2 separate regions of the Mus musculus genome follow, and region 1 is linked to region 2. The links are chromatin loops, found by intact Hi-C in ENCODE. Cell type or tissue: gastrocnemius. All regions are shown on one strand. Each heading gives the region's core, and the rest is flanking DNA. Links, peaks and the distances in the headings are about the cores only.

Region 1 (7,667 bases), core at 1,794-6,793, 260 kb before region 2:
GACCACAACTTCTGTTCCCCCTGCTCCTGCAAGCTCTGAGATACAGGCATGTGCTACTTTGTTCAAGGAAGTTATTCTAACTTTCTAGACCTAACATGAAGGACAGATCGAATGCTAACATGAAGGACAGATGCTAATTCCTCATAACAATGTGCATCAGTTTCTGGATGGTTACAGTCTCCACTCTCACTGCCTGGCATTCTTAAAACAGGTGGTAGGGAACAGGAACTGTGCGCATGCCACCACCACAGCTGATTCCAGTGTCCAGAGGGCGTGCAATTTACTAGGCTCCATCCAACAGCTAGCTAGCAACAGCTGCTGTCACCTCGATCTCCCAGTACTACCCGTGCTGCCACTGGTGAGAGACAAGGGCAGCAGCACTCGAGAGAACTGCTTGCTACCCAAGTCTCCCTCCTCCTCCCTCCATCTCAGTTTCTGTCTCTGTCTCCCCCTCCCCCCAAGTGTTCCTGGTCAGCCTGTTTCTCTCTTCCTGCCCTTAACTGTCCCTCTCACCTCTCCCCATCTTCTTCTGCCCCCTTTCCAGGTCCCTGCTCCTCTCCCTTCCCACAATAAACCTTTAATATTAGGCCTGGCAAATTTGAGAGGGATCCCCTGGTGGAGGCCCGCCAGGAGTCCCTTACTCCTGCTCAGTGTATTTCATAACACATGTAAAGTGAAGCCTTACGCTCTAAAAGCAAAGACTAACTCACTCAGAGTTTGATTAACTGTAGTCTACAAAACTAGGAAAACAAAATCTAATGAGAATGATGGTTTCTATAACCAACCTAAAGCACACTGGCTAAACAACCTAAACACTGGCTTCATTGGCTTCTACCCAGAAGTGCAAGAAAACTCAGAATTGGTCTTAAGGCAGTGAGATTTCCTGACTGATTTAAGACAAATGGGGAATCTAAATTGTATCTGAAGATATTTTGCCAAAACTAGATCTTATCTAGTTTTGTTATCTCTTGGGTATAATCCATTCTAACAGCTATTTTAGGGGGTGGGGGGCTTGAAGCAGAGTTTCTCTGTTGTAGCCCTGGCTGCCCCCTGGCTTCTGTCTCCCAAGTGCTAGGACTAAAGGTGTGCACCACCACACCCAGTTCACAATTCACTCTAAATCCAAACAGTTAAGCATGCAACAGACACTGTTCACCATGACATTGCATTTAAACACAAAGAATGCATGCCAGCTTAGTCCTTAAGGCTCGTCATACTGAATAGTAACATTTCATTCAAGGGCTAGTACTAACACTACCATACTAACAAGAACAATGTGACTTAATTTAATAACTCCCATCTTTACTACAATCACCATTTAAAACTACAAAAATACGCTTCTCAGAAGAGAGCAACCAACTCGTCAGTGCCAAATTGGACGAGTTGGTTGGACATGGATGACAAGATCGCTACTTAAAAGTTAAAGCGGGATTTTCTTGTTTGTTTGTCCTGCCTCCTTCCTGATCGAATTACACTAATAACACAGGAGTGTACCTGTGCTGCCAACCCAGCATGAAGCTATTAGTTGTTAAAGCATGAAATGGCTTGTCGCAGATTCCATTTCCCAGAGGTGGGGTGTGTGTGTGGAGCTGTTCTGTAAGGGACAACTCCCCTATGGCTCTGGCAATTCCCCAAACTACAGAAGAAGATTTACATTCAAGATGTGCCAATGATTCCGTTTCCAACTTTTCCCTGACCTGTGCTCCTTGCCACAAGACCCTTTACCAAGTTTCAGCTATTATTTACTCGAAGGCTGATCCTAAAAGTGGTGAGAAAGGAGGGCGAAAGAAATAAAATGAACAGTAGTTTGTAAAATCTATTTGGGGGCTGGAGAATTGGCTTAGAACTTAAGAGCACTTCTCACTGTTATAGAGGAGCCACGTTCAATTCCTAGCACCCACATGGTAGCTCCCATTCCAGGGGATCCAACACCTTCTGGTCTACACATCACTGACTACACGTGGACATTTTAAAATTTTATCTATCTAATCTCTTCTGTTCCTTTTCAGAGGCCAGCTGCTACGCAGCAGGTAATTCTGAGGATAGAAACCTCTCTTGGTCACTAACCACCACCAATGGCCGAAGGGCTTGCTACTGGGGGGGGGGGGCGCGGATACCATTGCTTCTTCTCCACTGTAGTAGTTACACTGACTAGGCTGCGCTAAGAGTGGAATCTTTGTCTCTCAGGTGAAAAGCATCCGTTCTCTAAGACCTGTGCATACATCTACGTCCAAGCACGGTGACCATCTGGTGGGGCCATGGTCACAGGAAGCACACTTTCTATGTGTATGACACATAACATCTGTAGGAGGCACACAGAGATCATCTAAAAACTTACTAGGGAAGACAGCCTGTAGTTTCACCGACGCCTAGAGCAGACAGCAACAGTAAAAATTCCCTTTGCCTTCAGGTTTTCGTCATGTGGACCCCAGGATTGTTCCTGTCAATGGACCCTCAGCGGCCATCTCTGGTGACTTTCAGTGACTCAGGCCTGCCATGAGTTCCATGCAGACTCCTTCAGCTTAGCTCAGTTAAGTTCCATGTGTGGCTGTTTATGAATCCCACTGGCAGAAAAGCCAACACATCCATGACTATGACAACACACTGAGACAAAAGAAGACCTGCCTCCTTCACCAGAGTCATCTTTCCTTACTACTGAAGTCCGTGGGGAGCCTGACAGAGAATAGGCACAGGCCTTACAGAAGGCATGGTCCAGTCTTTTCACCCGGTCTTTCTTCCCCTCTCAGCCCCACTGGTTGATCTCTTTGATGCCTTCATGCTTCCTGTGACCTGCTGACCCCTGAGTCCCACACGATTTATGAGCAATGCTGTCTTGATTCAGTTATTGTGGGTTAACCTCCTCACTCAGCTGACCTGTGCACAGACCTGCAGACTGAAGCCAAGCTAAAATGTGCTGTCAGCCTTAAAAGAGAGCCTTAGAAACCACAGCAGGGGCAAAGTACAGCACTCAACTGTTTACTAACTTGTGTGTGTTATATTCCTACATTACATTTTTCTGTAAGGTATCTTTCTGTAAGGTCTGTCTGTATCCCATTCTTGAACTCCCAGGACTCTCTAATACAACCTCACCTAACCCACTAGTACCCGGTCTCTATGATCTGCCACTCTGTGTAGTCTATGCTGTACAACCCTGAACATAAACCAAGGGCAGCCTGGATGCCAGCAGTCAGCTTTGCTATGGACGCACAAGCAACTGTGTGGGACTTCAAAGGAGTTAAGTAATGGGATCCCACCTGCTATGAAGTCTGGTCAGATGCTAAGCAGGGTTAAAGCACTGCTACAATTTGTTGTAAGTATAGTGCTACATGTCTGCCATTCTAACCTTAGGAGGCTGGGCAGAAGAACTGCCATCAGTCTGGGCCAGGGCCCTTATTTCAGAAAAGAACATGAAAACAAGTTAAAGTCACCCTTGGGAATAAGCAGTTAGAGCTCTCTCGTTGGGAGCACTCCTGGTAATTAGGCAGAGACACCAAGGGTAGGATAAGTAGATTTCCTAGGAATTCCCTATGCCCCCTAGCTGTGGGGGTGCCACTGCTATCCTGGCTACCTTAAACTGAAGGGCTGTAGTTCAGTAGCCAGTAGACACGCTGCATGCCAGCAATGGCCATTTGGAACATTCCAGGGATGCCTGAAAAAAAACTACACAATTACAAAAGTCTGCCCCAGCTCTTGAACATACAGCCAACCAGGTCTGCTCCAGTTGTCAGTTTGTGCTAGCACAGACCATGATGGACTCCAGGTGACCCTGTAGCCCTTACCATCTGGGACACAAGGGGAGCACCTCACTTGCTGACCTAGCAGAAAGCCCAAGGAAGAAAGCCTGTGATTGGAATAGACATCAGCCTTTGTTTGCACGCAAGGTGAGTTGTGATTGTCTCAAATACCTCTCATCTGGATACAAACGCACACTGTTGAGGCTCAAGTACTGACTCTGCAGAGAGATGCTGTCAAGTGTCACCCTTCCTGTTGTTGTGACATTAGGTCCAATAAAAGGCTTGACAAGTTGTACCTTGCCTACTTTCCGCTGTATGGGCTGAGCTCACAAGAAAAAAAATAGACATCAAAGTGTCTTCAGTGGCAGAGTCAGTAGGCATGTCAACAGCAGGTGATCAGTTGGCAGAGCTCAGCAGAAGAGGCAAGGCAGCCAGTGGCTGCTTGGCAGCAAACGAAAAAGAAACTGGATGGTTTAAGAACAGCCAGGGCAGAAGAAAGTAAAAGAAAGATGGCAGGGGAGGGCAGAGGCTGAGCCTGAAGGATAAACACTGCTGAAGGCCACTGGATAGAGACTGTGGAGTCTGGGTACAGGGAGAAGGATAGAATGGTTAGGTCTTTATAGCCCAGAGCTGTAACATTGCTGCTGCTAAGGGCAGAGCAATCCCAACTTCAAGGCCTACATAAAGACTGCTACCACTAGAGGGCACCATCTACTCTCAAACACCCAAGGAAACAGCCTGTCAGAACCAGCTTACCCACCTACAGTTTTATTCTGGACAGCGCAGAAAAAGACCCAGACTTCTTGCTAACTGGAAACAAAAGCAGGTACACCATGAGAACAAAAACATGCTTGGCCCAACACACCAACAGAGAAGGCTGTCCTCATAGTAGCTCTTAAACTAGAAAGCCATTCAAGATGGACTGGCAGGCGGGGTTGGGGGAGCCCACACCTTTAATACCAGATCCCAGGAGGCAAAGAGGCAGACACTTTCTGTGAGTTCAGGCCAACCTGGTCTAGAGAACAAAAGACAGCCAGAGCTATAGTGTGAGATCCTGTCTCCAACAACAACAACAACAACAACAACAACAACAACAACAACAACAACAACAACAGGTGGATCCAGGATCGTGTCCTAACTTCAAATGTCTATTACAGGCCCTGTGCCGAGGGCTTTCTAGAAAGAGAACTCAGCGCCAATGTTCAGAGCCTGCAGCCTTTAGGAAAAGAACAGACTCAGTATTTTTTGACACGATATAATCTCCCTTCACCAAGTTCAGCCGTCTATGGGCACAGCTTCCATGACCTCCCAGAAATGAAGCCAGAAGCTGTAATGCTTCTGCTGTTGACTTTAAGAGGAAAAGTACACTCATCAATTAAACAGCTACGATCCATCCCACAGACTCCACGCATACACAGAGCCAAGATTTGTACGGGTGGATTCAAATGTAAGAACACAAAAGAGACAAGACTGGAGGCTCTCCACAGCAATCACTGTCTCTATCTGAGTTGTCACCCACCATACAGACACCAAGACTTGTGCTTGCGCCTGTGGTCCCAGGGAAGGGGGTAAGGACTGAAGAAGAGCTGGGAAGGCACAGGGTCACACTTGCAAGATCCGAAGACAGGAATGGGCTGGGTGCAAGAGAGCTCCACTAGTAAAGGCACTCACTGTTCTTGCAGAGGATGGAGTCAGGTTCCCAGCACCCACACCAGGCAGCTGACAACAGCCTAGAGTAACTCCAACTCCAGAGGGACACACCTTCTGGCCTCTAAGGACATCCACACACATGTTAGACATTCACATAAAAACACATACATGTATACATATATACATGATCAAAAATAAATCCTTAAAAAAAACAACAAAAAAACCTAACCAGACACACCATATAGAGAATTAAAATACAGAAAGGTACAGATTTTCAAGGTGGGAATTTCAAGTTGTCAACTACACCCTATCTTAACTGATGTTTGCAAAGAGACTAAAGGGTGCAAAGTGTGCATGTCCTCACCAACCAACTGCAAGTTCTACTCCAGCACCCGCCAGGCCGTCCGAGAGGCCACTATGTCTAGAATTATACCTGGCTGTCAATAAACCATGTATGTAGGTCATTTCCGATCTACTATCCCATTGCATGATCAATTCTGGAGACAAAACCACACTCTTAATCATTCAGACTTAAAATGTTTAAAGAAGACAATTTCAAAAATAAGTTCTGTAACAACCTTGAAACCCTCTAACCGAGGTGGCCACATACTCTTCTCTGTAATGGGGACTGCGACAGAGAGGACCATCACTCCCAAGGGGAACACAGCCCACTCAAGCCAACAGGTCACAGGTTTACGAGGGCTCTGAACTGAACTCGCTTACTCTTGGTGACCTCAATATCTCAGAGCACTTCTTTGAGGCTCTGTGGCGGTAATCAAGTCAGCGGTTGGCTACTCTGCCATGCCTTACCTCTGGTCTAATGCTCATTTGTAAATCGGCTCTGGGGGCTCTCACCTTCCAGCCATGAGAACAAACAAACAATCCCCTTAAACAGGTGCTTCTGTCTGCTGGGCTCTCGGTGACAGGTGACTGATTACGTTGGGAAGTCACCCAGTAACAAGGTAAGAAGCTTCAAACTTGGGCAACCAATTTCAATGCCACAAGTCACAGTTTGCTCAAGCCTAGCTCTTCTTGGGACTCTTCGATTTCTTCTAAGACCAAAGCCACATACTTTACCAGTCAGGCCTGACTAAACTCACAGAGCAGCCTTGGAAGCACAGCTGTGTAGGTCCTGAACGAGACTCTAACGGGGACAATCTTCTCAAGCATCCCGGCCACAACGCGTACATCCTCACTGTGACACCACCCTCTTCCACGGCACTTCATCCTAAGGCTCCACAGCGGACTCATAACTACTCACTCAATAGGGTGGCTTCCAAGGCACGAAGCACCTTTGGATAGCATGGAACAGCTCAATAGCAAGTGTGGCAGCATCTGTGCTCTGAATGCGAAGCCAACCCACAGAAAACATCGCCAGTAGGACCTGAAAGCAACTCGGGAAGAGAACCGTGTCTGTCGAAGCTTCCTGAGATACTCAGGCTCTGGACAGCTGACAGAGAGGAAAGGACAGAGTGGCTACGGAAGAGAGCGAGGAGGTCAATGAGTGAGTGCCCAGCGCCCACCGCCATGGTCATGCTCACTCTACTTACCTGAGGAGGAGTGGGAGTGGATGCGGGTCTTCCTATAGGTGGAGTGGGATTTCTGCTGCCACCTCCAGACATAATCTCCTCTGTTATGTCTTTACCTCCCTGATTTGGATCTCGAATTCTTATCTACAATATTAAATAAAATGGTAAGAGTAAATGTGGTGTCTGTGTACCAGATTTGTATACACACAGATAATATTAAATTTGTTAACTTCTACTTTAATCACAGAACCATATGTGATCATTCCAAAAACTGCAGGCACCAAGCTGTGACAATGACTGTAATGGCAGAGAAAGTAGGGCTGAGCAGGTTTGATTTCTAGGTCAAAGAAGGAAACCATCTATGTGCGTGTAAGATTGCCAAATACATTGATTTTACTCAGAGTTCTTAATAGCAACGAGAGCCACACATAGCCTAAGAATAACAAAGTGCCTGAGTTAAGTTTTTAATGCCCTAATGGTGAAGTGCAGAAAATAAAGATGCGCATTTGTATCGCAGTGGGACTCTATCTGGCTGCAGTACGCAGCTGTAAGGACAGTGGCTGTCCTGTTGCTTTGTATAAGTAAAGGCACAGACACATCACACAGGCCAAATGAGCACAGAACAGTTCAATGCTATCCTACATCTTTACAGGTAAATTAATCAAAGGACCAGGAGGAAGGATGATGCAGATCTAAATGTACTGCCACAGAAGGACTGCCAAGCTCTCTGCTAAGTTAGACAGTGGCACACAGC
Region 2 (7,667 bases), core at 1,870-6,869:
ATACCCCTGAGCACCATGCCACACCCTAAAAGCAAGGTGACAGCATGCATGCCATAGGACACTGTCATTGAAACCTGAATGACACTCAGGAGGCAGAGGCAGGTGGATCTCTGAGCTCGAGGCCAGCCTGGTCTACATAGTGAGTTCCAGGACAGCCAGGGCTACACAGAGAAACCCTGTCTCAAAAACAAACAAATAAAAACTTGATTGGAACTTAGCATACAAACTATGTGGGCAAGAAACCTCTATCTGAACCTGAGATTCATCCACTCTGGGAAGGGGTCAGAGGAGGGGCTAGAAGGGGCTACCCAGGGGCTTCAACAATTTCTGATGGTTTTTAGTTTAAAAGGAAAGAGATGCTGGGTGTGGCAACATGTGTCTGTAATCTTAGCAGGGGCAGAAGGATCAGAGGTTCAATGTTAGCTTGGGATACAATGCAGATTTGGGGGCAGCCTGGGCTATGTGAAACTCAAGGGCAGCCTGAACTATGTGAGACTCAAAAAACTAGGCTTTAGGGGGAAGAAGAGTTGAAGGAAATCTGCTAAAATGTGAAGCTGTGTGGGCCCTGGGCTGTGCACTAATGCTCTCCATGGTCTCTATATTTTGTTGATAGAAATATATGCATGGAGGGAGTCACACACACTAACAAGCCAGTTGATCATGATTATTTCTCAATGACAAGGTCACTCATTAGTTTATCTTTTAGAAATTGATATGTATTAGTTAAATGTAACAGGTTCTGTTATGACATTTGCATATGCATATATCCTGTACTTCCACTCTAGTCACCTCCCTCCATTACTCTCTCCCATCTGCCCACCAACTCCTGATGATTCCCTTTTGTCTTAGTGACTGTTTTATTGCTGTGAAGAGACACTGTGACCAAGGCAACTTATAAGGGAAAGCATTTAACTGGTGGCTTGCTTACAGTTGCAGAAGGCAAGCCTGTGGCCATCATGACAAGGAGAATGGCTGCAGGCAGGCGACGATGGGGCTGGAGCAGGAGCTGAGAGCTTATACCCTGCTCTGAAAGTTGGATGGGGTTGGGACAGCACAGGCTTTTGAAACCTCAAGGCCCACCGCCTGTGACATACCTTCTCTAACAAGGCCACACCTCCTGATCCTCCCCAAACAGTTCCACCAACCCAGGATCAAGCATTCAAGGATATGAGCCTATGGGAGCCATTCTTGTTTAAACATCCACACCTTCCTTTCCCCAAATAGCCTCCCCTCTCCTTTTATATCATTTTTTATAACCCAGTGCATTTTACTGGTTGCTTGCCGTGCATGGTAAAGGACTTGCTTACCCAAGCACGAGTACCTTAGCAGTGAGCATAGCACTGAGAGAAACTATTTTCTCACCTTCAAGATTACTCTGTTTCATTCCTCTGTTATTTCTTTCTTCTTTTTAAAAGATTTATTGATTTTATGTATATGAGTACACTGTAGTTGTCTTCAGACACCAGAAGAGGGCATTGAATCCCATTACAGATGGTTGTGAGCCACCATGTTGTTGCTGGGAGTTGAACTCAGGACCTCTGGAAGAGCAGTCAGTGCTCTTAACCGCTGAGCCATCTCTCCAACCCTGGTACCATTCTTTGTGTCTGGGGACAAGTCCAGGATGTGGCTGGACCTGTTGGTTGTGTGGTGGCAAAGCCACAGTGCACATCTCCATTGGCGAACAAAAGAGGAAGCGTCATTTGTGACCTCAAGAATGTGGAAGATTGAGTCTAGTCTGGGGTGGGTGTTGCATTCCGGTCATGGGCCCCTGCTTCATCCCTGGTTGTCGCCAAGTTGGCGTTGCACAGCCCCGTCCAAATCCATGGTTGGCTGCACCAGGAGTGGGATGTGACCCAATTGGGTCAATCCAGTTCTGTCTCCTGAGCCGTCTCTCCAGCCCTTGCACTAAGACTTTTAATCATGCTAGAGTAACCACAGTCATCAAAACAACACACTTCCAACCTGTGACCAAAGATCATTTTAATTGCAAATTATAAAAATAGATGATTCTATGAAGTAAAAACCCTCATAATTGATATGGGGAGTGCTCTGCTTGAATACATTTCCTGAGAGAACAGCCTGCAAGGACTGGCACACACCAAGGGCCTCTGATGATCTATAAAGGCTTTGTGTTTAAAACAAGAGCAGGGCTGCGGGGCGTGAGTCAATAGTCAAACAGGAGCCTAGTGCAACACATGGGAGGCCCTGGGCTCCTTCCCAGAGACAGGAAAAGCAGAACAGAATAAACAGGAGGGCATGGACACACTGTGTGAAGCTCAGGAAAGGACAGACATACATGTGCAGCAGGGGAGGACACGGGGCAAGCCCATGTGCTTCTCAGCCCAATAGGCAAGAGTAGGTAAACTGAGTCATCCCCAAAGGGAAAGCAAAAGCCAACAGAAACATCACAGCATCTCGAAGGTCCGGGCAGCAAGGTCAGGAGTCCAGCGTCATCCTTGGCTATAGAGTGACTTCAAAGCCAGCCCGGGCTACATGAAACCCTGTTTCAGGACACAATAATACAACTGGGCAGTGGTGGTGCACAACTTTAATCGGCGCACTCAGGAGGCAGAGGCAGGTAGACCTCTGAGTTTGAGGTCAGCTTGGTCTACAGAGTGAGTTCCAGGACAGTCAGGGCTACACAGAGAAACCCTGTCTCAAAACAAACAAACAAAAAGCAAACAAATAAACCCCAGGCTGAGCAGTGATGGCATTTTAATCCCAGCACTCAGGAGGCAGAGGCAGGTGGATTTCTGAGTTCGAGGCCAGCCTGGTCTATAGAGCAAGTTCCAGGACAGCCAGGTCCACACAAAGAAACCCCGTCAAAAAATAATAAAAAATAAATAAATTTAATATATATATATATTAATTATATAGTATTTATTATATAATATGCAATTATGCTGGATGTGGTGGTGTGCATCTTATCTTAATCCGAGCACTCAGAAGTAGAGGCAGAGGGAATCACTATGAGTTCAAGGCTAATCTGGTCTATATAGCAAGTTCCAGGCTAGTGAGACCCTTAGTGTAGGTGAAGTGTGCCCCAGTGCGCCCAACCATAAACTTTTCAATGTCTCCAAACTCCTTTGTACATAGCTGGGTGTGACGTCCACAGTGCTAGAGTCACAGACCGCGTGACTGTCCCTCAGCTTACAGACACATGCGTAAGCATGGCTGGCAGGGGGCATTACTCACAAAAGGCCACTCGCTGGATGACTTCACCTACGTAAAATGTCCAGGACAGGGAGCCGCAGAGGCAGAATGCAGATTAGTGGTTGCCAGGACTGGGGTGGGGGCTGAGGTGGGGGAGGCAGAAGCACTGTAGGGAGGATGGGGGAGAGGAGGGGTGATAGAATGCTCTGGAATAAATGGTAATCCTTTGGTAACTTTGTGATGATGTAATAACCAGATGGTTCACTGGGGATGAACATGCCCAATTTGTGGTTCGTGGATGATGTCTGTAATCTTTAAAGGGTGTGTGCGCACACACATCTCTAGCAATCTTAGTTACAATAGCCCCCAGATAGAAAGTACCAAATGTCCATGTCTCATTATTAATACATAGTGAACAGGTGGTCTGTCCATCAAATGGAATATTACTCAGCCATGAAAAAGCATGAAGTATCGATCCACATTCCAATGTAGACGGCCCTTGAAAATGTTACATGAAGAGAAATAAACCAGATGAGCAGATGCCTCTAAGTGAGTTTACACAAGGAGCAACGGATGGACAGCAAGATGGCTCAGCACTTAGGTGCTTGCCGCCAAGCTGAACCACAGGGGTTTGGTTCTTGGGACCCACAAAGAGAAAAGTGACTCTCCCAAGTTGCTTTCTGACTGGCACATGCACACTGTGGTAAATGAGGGGCCCCTGGTAAATAAAAATGTAATTAACAGCTTTCAGTTGTCTCTAATAATAGGTAAGTCTGTAGAGACAGGGGTGGCCTAGGTGTGGAGAGGGAAACCAGAGAGGGCCAGGGAGTGACTGGGAAGGAGTCCAAGGTATCTGCAGGGCGAAGGTTCTGAAACTCAGCTGTGGCAATGGCGTCACAAGGACATCATGTTGTTTGCTTAAAATTATAGGTGAGTCCACACTTGGTGGTCTATGTCTCTAATCTCCTCACTTGGCAAGTGGAGGCAGGAGGCTGTGGCGATCAAAGTCATCTTTTACTACAGATTTTCAAGTCAATCTGAACCCAAACCCTCCCCCTTAAGCAAAGAAAACACTGACATTGGAGAACGAATGAGAGGGAAGAGGAAAAAGCCAGGAAATTTCCCACATGTCTGGGTAGAAGTGTCTCCCTAAAATATCAAGTTGGAGTTCGAGGCCAGCCTGGTTTACAAAGTGAGTTCCAGAACAGTCAGGGCTGTTACATATAGAAACCCTGTTGAAAAACTAAAATAAATATAATAATAATTAATAATAATAATAATAAAGCAAGTTGGGGTGATGCCTTTAACTCTAGCACTCAGGATGCAGAGGAACTATGTGAGTTCAAAGCCAGCCTGCTTTATCTAGCAAGCTCCAGGCCAGTGCAGGCTACACAGCGAGACCTTGTCTCAGAGAACAAACTAACAAACGGGAATCACTTTTTGGTCTCTTTTTTTTTTCTGGCTTCCTATTCTTCTCCCTTTCCAGGTCTGAGAGTCCAGGAAGAAACCCACACTGAGCGGCAGGGATGGCCGACAGGCTGCTGGCATAGAGCATGGCTGCCCTCTGGTGGCGACCTGAAGTGAACTCGGTTAAAGGCATTAGAGAGCAGGGGACATGCTCCTAAAGGGAGGATGGAAGCAACTTCTAGGTATCTGGTGGAAAGTGACAGAGCCAGAAGAGGACATCAGACATACCCCTATCCACCCAAACACGGATACAGCATGCACGCACACATGCACGCACATGCTCACGCACACATGCGTGTGTGCACACACTCAAGGTAGCGCTGATTCTGGTTGGCTTGGAACTCACTGTGTAGATAAGGCTGGCCTTGAACTCATAGAGATCTGCCTGCCTCTGCTTCCCAAGTGCTGGGATTAACAACATAGGCTACCACATACAGTCCCCAACTGTTTTTGTTTGGTTGATTGTTTTTTTGCTTCTAAATATAGAAATAAGATCAAGGGCTGGAGAGATGGCTCAGCGGGTAAGAGCACTGACTGCTCTTCTGAAGGTCCTGAGTTCAAATCCCAGCCACCACATGGTAGCTCACAACCAACTGTAATGAGATCTGGTGCATCTGAAGTCAGTTACAGTGTACCTATGTATAATAATAAATAAATCTTTTTTTAAAAAAAGAAGATCAAACTAGAAATCCCTCTGTTGGTGGCTATTCTGGTTTTTGCTTGTTTTTTGTTTTGGGGGAGGAGTGTATGTTTCTAGACTGAGTTTCTCTGTGTAGCCCTGGCTGTCCTGGAACTCACTCTGTAGACCAGGCTGGCCTCAAACTCAGAAATCCACCTGCCTCTGCCTCCCAAGTGCTGGGATTAAAGGCGTGCGCCACCACCGCCCGGCTGGCTATTCTGTTTTAAAACAAAAAGTCTTGTCCCTGAGTGACTCTGGAAGCCGAGAACCTAAGATCTCCAGGAAGCTGAGACAGAAGGATGGTGAGTTCTGGAGAAAGTACTTCTCTGTCCTAAACATATCCCCTTCCACACCTGCAATCCCAGCACTCAGAGGTGCTGAGTTCAAGGCTACCCCGGGTTACATAGTGAGACCTTATCTCAAAAACTGAAGGGCCTGCTGGTCATCACAAAACCAAACAACTCAAACTGACATAAAACAAGAATAAACCTGAAGCCGGGCGTGGTGGTGCACACCTTTAATCCCAGCATTTGGGAGGCAGAGGCAGGTGAATTTCTGAGTTCGAGGCCAGCCTGGTCTACAGAGTGATTTCCAGGACAGCCAGGACTACATAGAGAAACCCTGCCTCGAAAAAACAAAACAAAACAAAACAAAACAAAACAAAACAAAACAAAACAAAACAAAACAAAACAAAACAAAACAACCCTGAAACTATGCAAAAAACCGAGTCTCCCCTCTCCCAGGTGGATGGAGCTGGGTGTTGACTTGCTCACGTCAGACAGAGGTGGGCTGTAGGGAAAGCAACCATAATGTCCTCCGGGTGCTTGAGCAGGGTGGTCTGTCCTGCCTGGCCGTGCACCTGCCTCCCACAGAGGCCCATCTTGGAAAGCCATTCAGGATGTTTGCAAGCACGGGTGTGTGAACCCTCACTGCCACCGTGCCAGCAGTCTCAAATGACAACAGGTCATCTTTGTGGCTCTCCTCTGGGACCTGCATAATAAGCTCTTGAAATCTCCATGGATGGTAGAGGAGCGGCAGAATCTAGGACCCATCCAAGTCTTCCCAAGCCAGAATGTCCTGCCCAGTGGACACTCAGCCTGCCTGAGGTATTGTGCCTGCCTGGTGTGCACGGAGCCCTGGCTTCCATCCCTACCATCATGTAGACTGAAAGGCAGAGGCAGGAGGACCATAGATTCTCGCCCATCCTCAGTTACAGGGTGAGTTTGAGGACAGCCTGGGCTACATGAGACTGTGTCAAAACAAAAATAACAACCAAGCTCCTAGGATACTTGAACACACAGACACATGAATGTATGCACACACACATACACACACACACACACACACATGCACATGTGCATACAAAGCACACACTGGTAAAAGAGAGAAATCTTTGGGGCCGGGAAGATGGTCAGAAAATACTTGCCTCATAAGCATGGGGAACTGAGTTTGATCGCTGAAGTCCACATTAAAACAAAACAAAACCCAGCAACAACAACAAAACCCAATCCAGGGCTAAACAGAGATGCCCTATCTTAAAAATTAAGAGAGGGAGGGAGGAAGGGAGGGAGGGAGGGAGGGGGGAAGGAAGGAAGGAAGGAAGGAAGGAAGGAAGGAAGGAAGGAAGGAAGGAAGGAAGGAAGGAAGGAAGGAAGGAAGGAAGGAAGAACAGGGCATGGAGCAACTCTTGCAACCCCAGTGCTGAGGAAACAGAAACTGGCAGGTCCCTGGCTGACCAGCCTAGCCTACTTGGTGAGCTAGAGAGAGAGAGAGAGAGAGAGAGAGAGAGAGAGAGAGAGAGAGAGAGAGAGAGAGAGAGAGAGCGCACTGGCTGGACCTAGGTCCCCCGCACCTATGTAGCAGATGTGCAGCTCTGTCTGCATGTGGGTTCCTCAACTGATAGATCAGGGGCTGTCCCTAAAGCCATTGCCTGTCAGCGAAATATGTTCTCCTAACAGGGCTGCTGCCTTGTCTGGCCTCAGTGGGAGAAGATGCCCCTAGCAGTGCAGAGACTTGATGTGGGAGCCAGGGTGGGGGGATACACAGGGGACCTCCATCCTCTCAGAGGAGAAGTGGAGGAGGAGGAGGGAGGGACTGTGTGAGAGGGGGACAGGGAGAGGGGGCAGCAATCAGGATGTGAAGTGAATAAAAAATAAAGAAAACAGAAGGAGGGAGAAGAGGAGGAGGAGGAGGAGGAGGAGGAGGAGGAGAGGAGGAGGAGGAAGAAGAAGAAGAAGAAGAAGAAGAAGAAGAAGAAGAAGAAGAAGAAGAAGAAGAAGAAGAAGAAGAAGAGAAGAAGAAGAAGAAGAAGAAGAGAAGAAGAAGAAGAAGAAGAAGAAGAAGAGAAGAAGAAGAAGAAGAAGAAGAA

Evidence for each region. Hi-C counts contacts between places; a loop is a spot of excess contacts. Peaks named below come from ENCODE experiments on the same cell type or tissue, not always from the same donor. Only the 100,000 strongest peaks of a DNase experiment are listed, where the experiment ranks them.
Region 1: it touches region 2 in a loop (3.0-fold over the local background); 12 of 42 quality-filtered maps call a loop at or near these places.

Annotation. Positions count from the first base shown.
Region 1 is chr4:138,104,704-138,112,370 of GRCm38, reverse strand. It overlaps Eif4g3 (eukaryotic translation initiation factor 4 gamma, 3), which reads right to left. Exons shown (of 35, transcript NM_172703.3): 10 at 6,935-7,057. Among named protein-coding and RNA genes, the nearest start is that of 1700095J12Rik, 30 kb to the left of the region's middle. In gastrocnemius, for the core only: a CTCF peak has its summit at 4,419 (motif pointing right); a DNase peak (open chromatin) is centred at 4,428; H3K27ac peaks cover 3,356 bases.
Region 2 is chr4:137,841,923-137,849,589 of GRCm38, reverse strand. No RefSeq gene overlaps it. Among named protein-coding and RNA genes, the nearest start is that of Ece1, 17 kb to the left of the region's middle. In gastrocnemius, for the core only: a CTCF peak has its summit at 4,711 (motif pointing left); a DNase peak (open chromatin) is centred at 4,705.